2 separate regions of the Homo sapiens genome follow, and region 1 is linked to region 2. A link is an interaction called in ENCODE POLR2A ChIA-PET data of the cell type or tissue named here. Cell type or tissue: GM12878. All regions are shown on one strand. Links, peaks and the distances in the headings refer to the core of each region. The heading gives the core; the rest is flanking DNA.

The links. Peaks named below come from ENCODE experiments on the same cell type or tissue, not always from the same donor. Only the 100,000 strongest peaks of a DNase experiment are listed, where the experiment ranks them.
Region 1: POLR2A ChIA-PET joins it to region 2 with 6 read pairs; 3 of 35 experiments call an interaction of 5 or more read pairs at or near these places.

Annotation. Positions count from the first base shown.
Region 1 is chr17:48,143,641-48,146,459 of GRCh38, reverse strand. All of the region lies in intron 11 of SKAP1 (src kinase associated phosphoprotein 1), which reads left to right. Among named protein-coding and RNA genes, the nearest start is that of MIR1203, 11 kb to the left of the region's middle. RefSeq lists an enhancer at 2,573-2,642. In GM12878, for the core only: no CTCF peak of the experiment used is centred there; a DNase peak (open chromatin) is centred at 1,151.
Region 2 is chr17:48,294,583-48,297,401 of GRCh38, reverse strand. The region is part of intron 4 of SKAP1 (src kinase associated phosphoprotein 1); the gene reads left to right. The region is part of intron 1 of SKAP1-AS2 (SKAP1 antisense RNA 2); the gene reads right to left. Among named protein-coding and RNA genes, the nearest start is that of SKAP1-AS2, 1.6 kb to the right of the region's middle. In GM12878, for the core only: no CTCF peak of the experiment used is centred there; DNase peaks (open chromatin) are centred at 1,811 and 2,220; H3K4me3 peaks cover 1,298 bases; H3K27ac peaks cover 1,765 bases.

The DNA of each region.
Region 1 (2,819 bases), core at 27-2,526, 150 kb after region 2:
GTGCAGTGGTGCAATCTCGGCTCACTGCAACCTCTGCCTCCTAGGTTCAAGCGATTATCCTGCCTTAGCCTCCCGAGTAGCCGGGATTACAGGTGTGCGCCACCATGCCCAGCTAATTTTTTTGTATTTTTAGTAGAGATTGAGTTTCACCATATTGGCCAGGCTGGTCTCGAACTCCTGACCTTGTGATCCACCCGCCTTAGCCTCCCAAAGTGCTGGGATTACAGGCGTGAGCCACCGTCTCCGGCCTCTCCTTCATTGTATTTTTTAAAAGCAGGGGCCTGTGTGTGGGGAGCGCGAGGATACCCACCCTGGGCCAAAGTACAGATCCAGCCCATAAAGACCATTGTATTTTTTTCCCATAGAGTGCCGGCTGGTAAACTGCAAAGGGTTCATAAACCCTTTGAGAATCTGATGAAAGTTCTGGGCCTCACCCCAGAGACGAGGCCTACGTACACATGCACACAAAATTTTACACCAGTTTCAGGGAGTTCAAAGATTCCTTCACATCCATCCACAGAGAGGCCAGGGGTTCACAGACTCTGGTTTAAGAATCTGTGCCCTGGAGGATGGTGAGTTCCTTTTGTTGGAACAGCCTAGGATTCACTGAGCCTAGAAATTGAATTCTCATCCCAAGACAGGATGGTCATTCCAGGTCATGTCTGTGCTACTCCAGGGGAGCCATGGAAGAGCTTATACAAATAGGAACCAGCAGGGAGGAGAGAAATTAAAATGTAGCAATCATGGAGTAGGGGTATTTAATCTCTTTTAAGCCTTATGATAGGCGCCTGCTGGTTTTCCCCCAATATCCCCTGACACCTACTGACAGGGTATTTGCAGCACCACACAGGGACTCAGGGCCCTGTGACAGGAGGAGCTCTGAGGAGGTCCATGATAGTCCTGAAACCATAAACAGCAATAGGAAACCACTGGAGGCAGAGTCAAGCTGTGCAACATGCCCATTGTTGGTGGCCATACTGCTTTTTGTTTATAGAATTTGCTGTTCTTTTTATGGCAGGTTTGGTAGGGTTTTTTTTTTTCCTTGTTGATGGAGATTAGCATAAATCCTTTTATGGCAGTGTGAAATCTGCCATAAACACTTTGATTGTTGCTGATGGTGAGCGCTGCGTCTATTTCAGGTTCACTCAATGCTTCATTCATCCAGACCAATAGTTTCTACAGCCATATAATGGAGTGCAAATAGCCAACTTTTATTTTTAAGACTTCTTCATGTGGGTTGTTCAAGGAGGTGGGGCAAGGTTGGTATTGAGAGAAGCAGATGTTTAGTCAAACCTAGAAATATTTATGAGGAGAACAAACCATACACTGTGCTTATTTTAGATGAAAGTTTCTAAAAAGACTTTGTGGCAAGAAGCAAGCCCTGATGGAAAGGTTTGTGGGTTTTTTTTTAATAACTTTTTATATTCTTATCTAAAACATCTTCATTGAACAATTTTGTATAATTTAAATCTTAGCCCTACCATTGAGAATATATGTAGAGTTATGGAATAGTGAGCATGTATAATTCTGAAGCCCTAACACAGTCACTTGTAGATGTGCATCCCTACCTTGAAGACAGAAACACTTCCAAATTGAGGATTTCAGGTCTCCTGGGAGCCTCTCAGCATTTTTCCAATCTTTCCAAACATCTGGGCAAAGAGAAATCAGACTTTATAGAAAACATTGATCCCAGAAATTCAGTTCTCTTTGCCATCCTAAAACTAAAACTCAAGAATCAGCAACTTAATAAAAATGCAGTAAATTAGCACCTTTAGACAGGAGCAGGGTTCATTCAGAGCTGGGGTCTGCCTGACTGAGCCAGTACTCTCTCCATTTTAATAGTTTAATAAAAATTAGCATAATTAACGAACATCTGTATGATCCAGAGTGGTGCAATTTGGCACTTGGAAACGAGGGCTTAAACATGATTGCTGTGAGTTTAATGTTGTTTTAATTCTTTTTGGCACTGTGCAGTGAAATAAACGTTTGGTGGTGATAGTTCTCGGCCGGATCTCATTTGCATTTTTCTCCCTTTGATTATGAGCAATTGTGGACTCCCCAGCAATTCATCAAAGTAGAAATTATTTTAAAATACCTCGTGGTGTTCAGACTGGGCTGGAGCAACGCATGGGGGTGGTAGTGGGAGAGAAGGTTAGAAATTTTCCATTCATGCTTTAAACATCTCAGCCCTGCAGCCCTTTTCGGGTATACAGCCAAGGGATGAAATCTGGAAAAGACAGTCAGATCCCGGGACCTGTAGGTGCTTTGATTAAGCTCCCAGGCTCCCACAGCAGGATGCATATGGTCTCTGGGACTGTGCCATCCTCCTTACACTTCTGCCTGCTCTTTTGTTTTGAAGGGCAGAGAGTTGATTTCACTCATTTCAGTTCTCATCACTGTGGCGAGGCTTCTACATCTGCAGTCGGCAGGGTCAGTGTTCCCCTGGAGCAAGAGCAGACAGACTGGGAGCCTGGCTTTTGCAGGTACCCTGCTGAGACTCATCTGCTTCCTGTTCGCACCCTCTTCGAGTTGGCAGAGAGCACCTTCCCAAGGCTTCATCCCTACTCCTGGCATTACGACTAAAGAGGGGTGCTACAAAGTGTTAGTCAAAGTTAGGAGCGTTGAACAACCCCCGGGGAGCAAATGCCTTACTGTCCCCTGCAGGTGATGCAGATGACAGCATCTGGCAGGTGGAAGACCACATTTCACACATTTCAGCAAGTTGACTTGGATCAAAAGACTCTCAGACAACACTGCCCACTCTCTGCCTGTGAGATAGCAGAAGAGCTAAAGCTAGTTTTTACGAGTTACAATGTGAG
Region 2 (2,819 bases), core at 265-2,764:
CTTCAAGATCTGCTGGTGAAAGGCACTATATAAATAAATCTCAATGTTAGTAAATGTATATATTTACCCGTATCTACAAAACTTGTTGTACACAGGACTGATTCATTTATTTATATGTACTTAGTTTGTTACTTTTAGCAAAATTTGTGTCATGATAAATAGTTTAAAATAACCATGTTAACCAGGGATTAGAGAGACTGATTTATAGACTTAGAGTAGGTGAAAGAGTAAAATAAAACCACCATCTATTTAGGTCATGGAATCAAGTAAGTTTAGAAGTTCTTAAGTGAAATGTTTTTAGTCAGTCAACAACAGGGTAAGGCCTACCAAAAGGAGTGTCTATAAGGAAGTAACACAAGGATTTTTTTTAAATCTAGAAATATGTGAGTTAGGAAAATTAATGTCTAACTCCTTAGACAGAGAATGCTCCTTTCAAGTTTGATAAAGGTCATTTTCAGGACAGTCTAAGAGAGGTTACAGTTCAACTTCCACCAGCAGGCCTTCAGAAAAGGAAAAATGGCTTCAGTTTCTGAAGCTGTAGTGCTTTTTTTTTTCCTAATTAAAGATGATAAAATGCAAATGATTACCTGTATTCTGAATATTTTATAATAATATTTTCTATTTTTCTCTGAAAAAATGAGGAAGTTATCACTTTTTCCCAAGACTGGAATGGAGAGAATACCAGCCAACCATGATGCAGTGAATGTGTGCCAGTGTCTACTCCCAGCTGCTCACGTAAATCTTTCCTCACAGCAGGATTTGAACAAAAACTTACCACTTAACTGAATAGTTCAAATGCTACTGAGTAGGAAATTTTAGTTAGACCAGAATATTTGCAAACTTAAAGTAGATACATGTATTCTGGCAGCATATATGGTATTTTGAAACATCAAAACAATTTTAAAGAAATCTATGCTCTTATGCCAGTCGTGGGTATTACTTGTTTTAGGACTTTGAAAGTATTTCTTTTATACTATAGCTGTTTTTTTAAACAACAACAACCACCTTGCTTCATTTTCCTTTTTATTTTTGAGCTGTTTGCAACCTATTTTCCAATAGTGAGAAACAATGCAATTAATTTTCTCCAGCGCAGTCATGCATAGATTTAATAAGCATCCGAAGGTAGGATCCATCTGTAAAGTATGCATTGCATGCTAAATTACTTCTCTTCTGTGGTTTTTTTTTCTTTCCAAACCTTAATTAATTGAAGAAAAAAATGTTTATTAAAGTGGGAACAGGCTGGGCTCTGGCTCTCCATCTCTGGTTCAAAAGTTCATACAATTCCCTGAAGGCTCATCTGAATGTGTGTGTCTCCCTCTCACAATCTTTCTTTCTCTGTCTCTATAGTAGGGATAAATGCCTAGAAAAGGTGTATTGTTTTGTTCCCAGGATCAATTTTAATAATCTTGAGTAAACTAAGTTTTTCTATATACAGATTTGCATATATCGTATGTGTATATGCATATATGTTTTGCATATATTATATGTTTACATAAATAGTATATACACATAGACACATAAATGTGTTATGTACTCATTTTCCTAATGCTTAGAATTTTAAAAAATTGGTATATCACTCTCGGTGATATCTTTAAACAGGATGTAGATGGAGACCGGAAGTATAATTCTACAGGTGGATCTCAGACAGGAAATTAAAGGAATTACGTATGAAAAGAAGCTAGATCCTTATGGATAAATTTGTGCCAGACACAAAAATATTAAATATATCCAAATAGAGCAATGTTTACCCATAAACAGCGAAAATGGAAAAAAAAAAAAAAGAGGAAGTGACTCACTGCTATGAGAGGCTTTGGAAACTGAAGACATTTCCTGATCTGCAGCAAGCTTTCTGTGACCTAGGTGAAAAACGGCAAGCTTATTGTAAAAGAAAAAAAGTATCTTTAAAGATGGACTCAGAATTTTTTGAATCCTTTCAATTGCTTGCCTAGGATGTCATGACCTTCCTTTTCTTTTTTCAAAGTATGACTTTTTTCTCCTTATCATATGCTACAATTTTTAGGTCCCTGCTTTAAAAAGAAAGGAAATACAAGTTGTAGTTTATGTTCAAATTACTAGTTTCTCTTTTTAGTTTAAAGTACAATAAGTCTTCTTCCTTAACACAAGTAAGGTTTGCACTGTCACTTCCAGATTTAGACGTCTATGGAATCAGAAAGCAGTGCTGAACTTGACTGTGATCTTGCCCGATTGAAGTCAACTTCCTTTGCCCAGTTGCTTCGTGCAAAACATAGTGATCATATAAGAGTCTAGCAGAGGGCTTTCTACAGGTTGTTTCATTCTCTGTTTTAGACTTTTGTGCCTAAAACTACTGGTCTGTTAGTCATTTAAATTTTTACAAATAGCCATTTAAGTTGGGAAAAAATAAGCAGTACCAAAAGCTATTTTACTTTGGCATAGATGCAGCCTTTGTCATGCTGGCTCTTTTTGTCACATAGGTGTACCATCATATACCCTTACCATGTGTCAGATGAGCCATGGGGACATTCCTGGAAAGAACTTTAAGGAATCAACATTCCATATTTTCCTCTCAAAGTAACTGTTGCTACTATATATTGACATGTCCAGATTTAGGCCACTTTTGAAAACTTGTGAGTCAAATCACATGGAGGTGATGCTGAAGTATCATCACCACGTAACAGCCATAATTGATGTCTTGGGAACTTGAAGACTATACTATATAGGTCATGTACTATGTAGGGCATCTATTTATGTGTATAACATGTCATAATTTCCCCACACCCAAATTTCTGTGACTTTTGGAGGAATCTTGATAATTGCTTTCTACACAGATTTTGGTTTAG